2 separate regions of the Homo sapiens genome follow, and region 1 is linked to region 2. A link is a loop called in an ENCODE intact Hi-C map of the cell type or tissue named here. Cell type or tissue: IMR-90. All regions are shown on one strand. Each heading gives the region's core, and the rest is flanking DNA. Links, peaks and the distances in the headings are about the cores only.

Region 1 (5,249 bases), core at 1,087-3,586, 220 kb before region 2:
GGACGCAGCAAGTTGTCGTGAGGAAGGTGAAGGTGGGGCCTGCCTGTGGAGACCCCTTCGCCCTCCACTCCCACCCCCACCCTAGCCAATGCCTCCTTCTCTACATGAGCGTTTGGGCCAGTCACAGTGATCTTTGAGTGGGGCCTGCTGGGTGGACAGGGTCTGCACTGGACGTTGAACTTCCTGTGAGCGATTCTGGATCTTACCTCCTCTGAGTCCCCAACCCTCACCCCACATGCCTGGCCCCAGGCGGGGGCTGTGGAATCAATGAATCAATGAATGAATGCATGCATGGATTGTTGTAGGTGGAGAATGGGGACAATTCACAGACCGGCATTTACAGATGACTGAGCAGGTGGTCACCGTGTCCCCAGGCACATAACCATGTCTCGTTAATGACAAAGCTTCCACCTCACATCACAACATGGGCGGCAGTTCAGAAGATCATGTGGCAGCCCATGTTCTTTCAACACAAGGATCCGTCCCACTGCTTACTGGAAAGATTTCAGACGTGGCTTGTCCATAACTATATGAACTAGGCCGTGAGGCCACAGCAACTGTACCAGGGTATCAGTCAGGCTTAGAGTCTGTCTGGGCCCACAGTACAGAGGGTGGCCTGAATGTGGCTCTGATAAGGCATGACATCTTCACTGCAGGTGATGAGTCACCCTGGGGTGCTGGTCAAGAGGAAATTCCTCAACCCCACCAAGTCATAGTAGGAGACCTGAAAATAGCCAACATGATCTGCTGTAAGGAATTCCACTTGACCAGGGTGGAGAAGACAGCCAGAAGATAGTGGGAAAAGCAGGGTTTCTGCAGAGAAGCTTCTACCCTCCCTGTACCCCATCCCTCCAGGTCAGCTCCACTGCTGCACTTTGGCCACAAGGATGGTTGTCAGAGGAGACACAGCCAGGGTCAAATCTAGTCTCTCTGGTTTGAGACCAGCCTGGGCAACATGGCGAAACCACGTCTCCACAAAAATGAGCCAGGTATGGTGGTGCACCTGTAGTCCTGGTTACTCAGGAGGCTGAGATGAGAGGATTGCTTGAGCCCAGGAGTTGGAGATCATGCCACTGCACTCCAGCCTGGGTGATGGACAGAGGCCCTGTCTCAAAAACAAACAAAAAACAACAGACACATGGGCAAAGAAGATAAGCAGTTGGCAAATCAGCACATAAAAAGATGATCAACACAATTAGTTGTCAGAGACGTGCAAATTATAACCACAGTGAGATACCACTACACCCATATGAGGACACCTGAAATACACAAGCAAACCTGACCATACTGAGGGCTGACAAGAATGTGAAACAACTGGCTCTCTCATACATTACCAGGAGGACCACAGAAAGGTACAACCACTTTGGAAGATAGCTTGAAAGCTTCTTAAAAAGCTAAACAAAACACACCATATGATCCAGCCATTTCACTTCTAGATATTTGCCCAAGTAAAATGACTTACGTCCACACAAAAACCTGCATGTGAGTATTTACCGCAGCTGTATTCATGATCAACAAAAACTGGAAACAACCCAGAGGCCCTTCAAAAGGAGACAGAGAAACAAACCCTGGCACATCCATAGGATGGCATGCTACTCAGCAACCGGAAGGAAGAAACTGCTGATTCACAAAACAACAAGGATGAATCTTAAATGCATTTTGCTAAGTGAATGAAGCCAGAAAGAAAAGACAACATATTGTGTGACTCCATTTATATGACATCCTGTAAAAGATAAAACCAGTGGAATAAAAAGAAAATCAGTGGTTGCCAGAGTCGGGAGAAGGCGCTGACTACAAAGGAGCCTGGCGAGGGAAGTTTGAGGGTGATGGAGCTGTTCTGTTTGATGCGGTGGGGGTTGGATGCATGACTGTAAGTACGTGCTAAAACCTATAGAACTATTTGCCACTAAGAGTGAATTTTGCACTATGCAAATTTAAAAAAATCAACTACAGTGTGGGGGTGGGGGAGCCAAAATGGAATGCAGACGTGACCAGTGAATCACGCTTATCACAAGTGAGTAACACTGAAGGAGGTGAGGAACGAGGAGGCAACCTCAGTAACGTTGGAAAATAGTGTTTTGTTTGACAACAGTAAGGCTAAGTAAAAAAGGACTGTTCACAAACACTGCCTTCTAGTTGGTAAATTTGTTTCTCACGGGGGTACAAATTAGCATTCTGAAACTACTGTACATGTATGCTAGGGTTGAACAAATAAGTAAATCTATTGTAGATATTGAAAGCCAGGTGTCTCATTTCAGAGAAATAACCTACAAATAATCAAAAGGAGAATGCTATAATGAATCCCGTGATGTTGGATTGGATAATGAATTCTGTACATACACAGATGCACAGAGAGAGAGAGAGACAGAAATAAATGTAAACACATGTGTGTATGTGGGTTAGTGTATAAACATGTGTTTCCTAACTCTGTCCACTATGAGGGCCTAGAAGCCATTGCAATGAGCACATGTAGCCCACAGTCCTTGGTTTCTAAATACAATTCTCCAGTAAAAGCTACCAGGGCTCCTTGAAGAAGTGGTTGACTTCAGGGTTGAGGCAGAAAAAATATAGTACTGAAAAAAAAAAGAGTGCATATAAAAAGAACACAGGAGACAGGAGGGGCTTCAGATCCTCCTGTAGAGGAAAATGGGGTAGAGGTACTTGCCCAATTCCTCCTGCTAAGTATAACAAAAAACCCTGGACATGATATGTAAAACAAACATAAAAGGATTCTGAAATGTGGAGAGGTGGCAGACTGTCCAGGGACCTCTGGATGACATGGTGGTAAGTCCCATGGATTTTTTATTTTTTTCCTCATATATCTCAGACTTGGAGATAAAGAGCCTTCCAGCCCAGAAACCCTAACTGGCACAGTAAAAAAAAAAAAAAAAAAAAGCCCCTCTAGCCAAAGGATCAGAAAAGGGGCCAACTAACAAGACAAACTTGTTTTCTATTTTTCTTTTCTGGTTTTTTTTTTTTTTTGAGATGGAGTCTTGCTCTGTCACCCAGGCTGGAGTGCAATGGCGCAGTCTCGGCTCACTCAACCTCTGCCTCCCGGGTTCAAGCAATTCTCCCGCCTCAGCCTCCTGAGTAGCTGGGATTACAGGTGCCCACCACCATACCTGGCTAACTTTTGTATTTTTAGTAGAGATGGGGTTTCACTATGTTAGCCAGGCTGGTCTTGAACTCCTGACCACATGATCCACCCGCCTTGGCCTCCCAAAGTCCTGGGATTACAGCTGTGAGCCACTATGCCTGGCCTGTTTTTTATTTTTCTTATTTATTTATCTTACTTGTATTTTAAGTTCAGGGGTACATGCGCAGAATGTGCAGGTTTATTACATAGGTAAATGTGTGTCATGGGTGTTTGTTGTACATATTATTTCATCACCCAGGTATTAAGTCTAGTGTCCATTAGTTATTTTTCCTGATCTTCTCCCTCCTCCCACCCTCCACCCTCCAAACACTCACACCCAGTGTGTGTCATTCCCCTCTGTGTATCCACGTGTTCTCATCATTTAACTCTCATGTATAAGTGAGAACATGCAATATCTGGTTTAAGATGAAAAAATTTTCAACGGTAACCCCCTACTCCAGCCAAACATCACAGAAGGAAAATGTGGTTCCGTCTCCAGCCCTCTAGCAAAGGCCAAGGGGCCTTCAGACTAGCAGTCTTGCAAGGCTGTAATAAGGCACCCCAACATTCTCTCTGAGTGGTGTTAGAGAAGGTCTAGTGAGGGTGGGGACTTTCGTCCCCACTCATCCATAAAGAGATGCCTCACTTTCTTCCCCTTCCCCACACTGGGGTGATGCAAGAGGATGCCTACTGGAAATTCATGGCTTTCACATTCTCCATGACAATGATGCCACCATCACCTCAGTAGCAGTGGAGACCTCATGGGACACAGAACTCCCACTCCACCACTGGAGGCCAAGGGAGGAACCTGGACTTCTATCTCCACCTGGTGGTAACAAGGTATTGCCCCCTACTGTTGCTGATAGAGTGGTGTCAGAGAAAGCCAACTAAAACAAATGGTTTAAAAACCAGGAAGATCTCAGATGAGTGACAAAAGACATTCAATAGATACCAACACCAAGATGACAGAGACGTTAGAATAATCTGACAAAGATTTTAAAGCAGCCATGGTAAAAATGCTTCAATAAGCAATTACAAACACAGTTGAAACAAATTTAAAGATGGCAAGCCTCAGCAAAGAAATAAAGGTATAAAAAAGAGCCAAATGGAAAATTTTCAAACTCAAAAAGTGAATAACTGAAATTTAAAAACTCAGTGGATGAGCTCAACAGTAGAATGGAAGTGGCAGAGGAAAGAATCAGTGAACTTAATGGTAGAACCTATCTGCATAATGGAGACAAAATAGACTAAAGAAACAAAAAATACAGAGCCTCGAGAACCTGTGGGACTATATGGAAGTTCTAACATTTTTGTCATTGGAATTCCAGAAAAAAAAGAGCAAGAGGATGGGGCTGAAAAAATTACTCAAAGAAATAATGGCTAAAAACTGCTCAGGTTTATCAAAAGACAAGTCTGCAGAATCAAGAAGATGACAAAATCCTTGTCATAGACAGAATGTGTGTTTCCCAAACTTCGTGTGTTGAAACCCTGCCTCCTAACATGATGGTATTAGGTGGTAGGGCTTTGGGGAGCTAATTAAGATTAGATGAGGTCATGAGGGCAGCACCACTATGAATGGGATTAGTGTCCTTACAAGTGTTCTGCAAGAGCTTGCTTTCTCTCTCTGAGTAACATGTGAAGACATAGTGAGAAGACTGCTGTCTATGAGCCAGGAAGCAGGCCCTCAGTAGACACTGAATCTGCTGGTGCCCTGGTCTTGGACTTCTCAGCTTCTGTAACGGTGAGAAACAAATTGTTGTTTAAGCCACCCAGTATGTAGTATTTTGTTATAACATCCTGAGCTACTAAGACAACCTCAAATTGAAAAAAAAAAATCAATGCCAGTTGTAATTAAATTTCTGAAAACTAAAGACAAAAAAAAGTTGAAAGCAGTCAGGGGAAAAATGACACCTTAACTATAGAGGAAAAACAATTTGAATGACAGTAGAATTACCATCAGAAACTATAGAAGCCAGAAGTGGCATAATATATTTTAAGTGCTACAAGAAAAGAACTGTCAACCCATAATTCTATACCCAGTGAAAATATCCTTCAGGAATAAAGGGGAAATCAAGACATTTCTGGATGAAGAAAAACTAAAAGAATTTGTCAT
Region 2 (5,249 bases), core at 1,525-4,024:
TCTCCAGGGCCAGCGCTCCACTCTGGGCGCTTTCCACGAGCTGCCCTCGCACGGCCCTCTGCATGATGCCCACGTTGTCAGGCAGTGCCCTGCCCTCCAAGTTGAGCCCCCAAGACCAGCCCACCCCCATCTGTCTGGCCCCAGTGTTGCCCACCCATGCCTGCCTTTCTCTGCAGAAGGGAGGCTGCTCAGGGCCAGGCCCTCCTGCTCCCTTGGCCCTCGGGGTTCCAGGGGGAGAGAGTGGTGGCTGTTTCAGGTCACCCACAGCCATGCTCTGCCTGCTGGTCTCCTTTCCCTTGATGCTGCTGCCCCCAGGACCTTGAGTAGCACGTTGGTGCCCTGATGCTTATCTTCTTGGGGACGCGCGCGTGGGAGGAGGACTCAAGGAGAGGGCAGATGGGTGTTGCGAGGGATCAGTCTCTAAAGGCAGAACTTCAGGAGTGCATGTCAGCCAGTGCAGGGCTCCTGGACCATGCCCTAGCGTCCTGCGTGGTGTGGCTGCCTCCAGCTGAACCTCTCCCCACATCACCACGCTGCTCCTGTCACTGAAGGCAGCCCCAGGTGCTTGGGGCAGCACTGACCTCACATCCAGTGGAGGGGCTCAGGTCCTTGCCTGCCATTTGCTGACTGCCAGGACTTGGCAAGCCCCTCCCAGAACCTCGGTCCCCCATCCCTCGAACAGACCAAGCCCTCACCCACAGGGTGGCTGTGCGGATGAGCCAGCAGGCGTCTGGCTGGGCCGGGCCAGCCAGTGCTAGGCAGACGCCTGTCCAGGGCACCCGAGCCTTCCGCTGCCCAGCTGCCTGGCTCCTCTGGCCCAGGGCGAGTAGAGAAGCCCTATGCCTCAGCAGAAGGAGAGAGAGCATAGAGCAGCACCCACAGAACCCTGCAGGAGGAGTCCCTGAAAGCCAGCTCCCAGAGCTGTGAGGACTGTATGCATCCCAGGCTGGCGGCCCCTCCCCTGGCCGTGGAATCCAGGCCCACTCCGGTGACAGGTTGACAGTCAGTCCTCTGGCTTCCACATGTGCCCATTTGCAGCTGTCCCCAGACGTCACTGCAGGCAGAGCAGTAGCACAGCCTCATACAGCATTTTCACCACAGACCCAGCAGCAGACGTCGCTGTAAGAGCACAGACGATGCAGAAAGGCAACCAGGAAGGACAGGGAGTGGAATATTCACTACCTTTGTTTTTAATACAATTTATTTAATCATCAGTTTGTAGAATTTAATTTGTAACAATGGCTGTCAGCATTCCTAAACGTTTAATGACGGTCAGTATTAGTGACCACCAGCACACCACTGTCTCAGCCCCTGACCAGGGTTCTCTGGCCAGCACATGGGCATGGAGGGCAGCTGCTGGGGGGACAGGCAGTCCCTGACTCCCCAGGTGTGTGGCGGGCCAGACCCAGGGCCTCTGGCAGCTCAGACCTGCTTTCAACTTCACCCTCCTACAGCCTGTCCTGCAGACACCACTGATGTCCCCACTGCACAGATGAGAACCCTGAGACTCAGAGATGGGCACCACCTGCACAGGCCCCAGAGCCGGTGCTCTGGAAGGACAAGGCTCCCGTCCTCAGGCCCTGGGCTTGGGCGGTGTCATGGGTAGGTCTTGCTGACATCTTAGGGGCCATCAGAGAGCCCAGCCTGAGCAGCGCCTAGCACAGCCCTGGCTATCCAGAGAGCAGCCCAGACCCCAGGCCCCACGTGGCAGGGATGGAGATGTGAGGGTGGAGACGGCCATGGGGGATTACTCCTTCCCCCTGTTCAGCCCACTCTCCAGGCAGCCTCTGTGTGGCACCTCTCATGCTGATTTCCACAGAGGGCGAGGCTGTGCCGGCCAGAAACGTGGGTCTAGGATGCTTGGCAGATGCATTCCCTGTTGTAATTCATGGAATTCTGGAAGCCCTTGGGCCAGCAGGTGACACGGTGCCTTCCTCCAGGGCGCCTGCAACACTCACCTTGACCGATGGTTTTCCCTTGCGACCTGTCTGGCCCTGCCTTCACAGGGTGTCCAAAGGAGTCAGGCACCAGCACCCCCTCGAGAGAGGGCCACCACGTGTCAGAGGCTGGCATGCACCGTGGAGAAAAATGAGATGAGAATGAAGTTGGGGGTGTGAGGACTGCATGTTCAGTGATATCGTGTGATCAAAGGAGATGCCTGCGACCATTTAAAAAGGGGACTTCCCGCTTCTGATAGGACCCGGGACCATTCAGGGGGTTTCATTCTTATTAAATATTTTTGCCTTTTTCATAAAAGGCACTCGCCCACAGAGGGGTCTGTAAAAAAATCAATTCTGTCCGGGCTGCTAAGTGTAAGACGACCCCCTTACTGTCCTTTAAAAGCAAGGAGCTTCTCTTTATCACATATAGTCAGGCCCTGACTCACTTCCCAAGCCCAGTCTGAACCAGGCCAGGCATGGGGGAAGCCGGCGGGTGCAGGGGAGTGGAGGGAAAGGGGAGAGCCGGCCCCAGGAACCTGGTGACAGTGGGGACGGCCGCCCTCAGTCATGCCCGCTCCTTCCCTGGGCCCACGTGACCATCCTTCTCTGTGAGCTCGAGGACACCCCGTCAGCCCCACGGGGTGCGGCTTACCAAGAAGGGGGTGGACACCCCTGCGTGGCAGGCACCGGCCTGTCCCTGCTGCCATACCCAGGTAATGACCGAGACAAGAATAGTCTCGGTAGAAGGGAGGGAGGCCGCCAGACAGCCCAGCCGAGGCCAGAGCCGGTTCTTGGGGAGTAACACCCCCCTCTACCGGCCACCTCGGACTTTACAGGCAGGAATTGCAGAATCCGTTGCATTTTCACAACAATAACTGAGACGTGCAAACCTCTCCTCCAGCTCCCGCAGATTGGAAAGGATGAAAGCGAGGATGGCCTGACCCACCCGCTTTAAGGAATTAGAAACTCAGTGTAAATCCCCAGGGGCATGTCGACACCCCAAAGTTCATCAGGAGGAAAGGAACCCCCATTTTAGACAAAGAGGCCAGAGCTTGTGCAGAGGGAGTGGCCCAGAGGTCGACAGTATCTGGGAGCATGCTTAGCCGGGCCCTGTGGACACACATTTGGACCTACGCAAAAGTTATCTTTGCTTTGCCAAGGATCTCTTTAAATTCTGAGTCTTTTCCCAAGAAAGCAAACTTGACTCCGACCAAGCCTCCAAATCCAATGACCCGTTAAAGAAAAGACAGGGCAGGGGGATGGGTGACGCTCCACTTTGCAGGTTCAATCAGCAAAGTCCCAATGGTAGGAAGCTCCACAGGACAGACTGCCAGTTTCTCCAACAACTCAGTGACACAGGGGAAATGGAAGCGTGGAGGGGAATATTTGGATTAGAAGAGACTTTAGGGTGGAGTGATTCCTAGATTATATCGTTAAATACAAAAGCAAAGTGCTAAAGAATATCTGTAACATGCTACTTTTCATCGAAGGAAGAGGGGAAGGAAAATAAAATATACGAAACCTGTTCTTTTGTGAAGAAGAAACAGAGGAAGGATAAATCAGAAACCAATAAGACGGGTTGCCTGTCGGGGGTGGTTCCTCGAGGGTGTGGGCATAGGTAGGAAAAGGGTGGATGATGGGAATGACACAGAAGAATTAGAGGGAGTGACACTGTGTATACCTTTTGAATCGTTCTGACTTTTAGAATCATGTGCATATTTCATGTACTAGATTAAAAATTTTTTTTAATGAGAGGAAACCCAAAATAGAATACAAACAGAAATAAGTGGCACTAATAGTTTTACAAATGATTTATATACTTCCACTGAAAAGATGGGGGAACTAACCTAAGAAACTTTGGAAAACAGTGTTTTTATTGCATCCTCAAAGGCTAAAAATGAAAAGACGTATATACACATATCATACCATGACTAGTTGGTCAATTTTTCACAAGGGTATGGGTCACTGATTCTGAAACTATTTTACATGCCTTCTGGAACTGAGCAAATCAGTCAATAGATGATGGATAAGGAGATCAAAGATACACCAAGACGGAGAACCCTGTGATACTGGATTAGAATTAGGGGTGTCAGTAAGAACTCGTGGTTTTTAATGTGTATACAGGTGTGTGTGTGTGTGTGTGTGTGTGTGTGTGTGTGTGTGTGTGTATTTCCTAGTCTAGCTGCTGGGAGTGCCTAGAGGTAATGAGAGCCTGGTGGCAATGAGCACAGCCAGCACCCAGATCTTGATTTCTAAACACCAGTCTCAATACAACAAACCAGGGCTTCCAAGAGAAACAGCTCGTTCCAGGGCCAGGTCAGAGAAAGGACAGGAGGAGTCGGCAGCATCTCTTGATGCTATAGAGCAAGGAAGCTCCCAAAAATGATGTGGCTGCGGCAAACCACACGGGAACCATGGGAAGGGGGTCCCCAAAATGATGTGGCCGCGGCAAACCATACAGGAACCATGGGAAGGGGGTCCCCAAAACGATGCGGCCGTGGCAAACCACACAGGAGCCATGGGAAGGGGGTCCCCAAACTCAAAACCATGCGGCCGTGACAAACCACACAGGAACCATGGGAAGGGGGTCCTGATGGCCACAGCTGGGACAATTTGAACAACAAAAGTCATGGTCCATAGCCATAGAATAAAATAAGAATCCATAAGTCTATATGGATATGGAGAAATGAATGAATACACACATGAGGCAGAAAGGAAAGCTCTTACTCACAGAAGAATTCCACTAATGAAATGTAAAAGGAATGCTGAACATAGAAAAATCTCTATTCCATAAACACCTCAGCAATCATTGTTTTAAGCAAGAATCATGAATGGATGTTAAAACTAGTAGGCAAAAATATGATAAGAAATAAGCTACTTACATAGCCTCAAATTATCTCCTCACAGATACTTGTTAATTACAAAGGGAAAGAATGGTAAGTGAATAGTGGAGAAATTGGACATCCCAGCCCTCCGAGAATGAGAAGGACAGCATTCTTTCTGCGAGATTCCTGCCAAAAATGCATAACCCAAATCTAATCATGAAGAAACATCAGACATAACCCAATGGAGGGACATTCTACAAAATCACTGGCCAGTACTCAAAAAAAAAAAAAAGCAACAACAACAAAAGAAAACAAGATAAAGCGAGACTGGGAAGCTCTTTCAGACTAAAGTAGACAATTAAATGGGCAAATCTAAATGAGACCTGTCAATGAGATAAATCTAAGTGAGATTTGTAGGTTTGGTGATCATATCGTGCCCATGTTCCTCTCCTAATTTTGATCATTGTACTGTGTTATGTAAGAT

What was found. Hi-C counts contacts between places; a loop is a spot of excess contacts. Peaks named below come from ENCODE experiments on the same cell type or tissue, not always from the same donor. Only the 100,000 strongest peaks of a DNase experiment are listed, where the experiment ranks them.
Region 1: a loop joins it to region 2, with 5 times the contacts of the local background. A loop is called at or near these places in 11 of 110 quality-filtered maps.

The regions. Positions count from the first base shown.
Region 1 is chr2:120,453,165-120,458,413 of GRCh38, forward strand. No RefSeq gene overlaps it. Among named protein-coding and RNA genes, the nearest start is that of LINC01101, 11 kb to the right of the region's middle. RefSeq lists enhancers at 63-1,262, 3,593-4,154. In IMR-90, for the core only: no CTCF peak of the experiment used is centred there; DNase peaks (open chromatin) are centred at 2,027 and 2,427.
Region 2 is chr2:120,672,967-120,678,215 of GRCh38, forward strand. No RefSeq gene overlaps it. Among named protein-coding and RNA genes, the nearest start is that of GLI2, 60 kb to the right of the region's middle. In IMR-90, for the core only: a CTCF peak has its summit at 2,749 (motif pointing left); no DNase peak of the experiment used is centred there; H3K27me3 peaks cover 671 bases.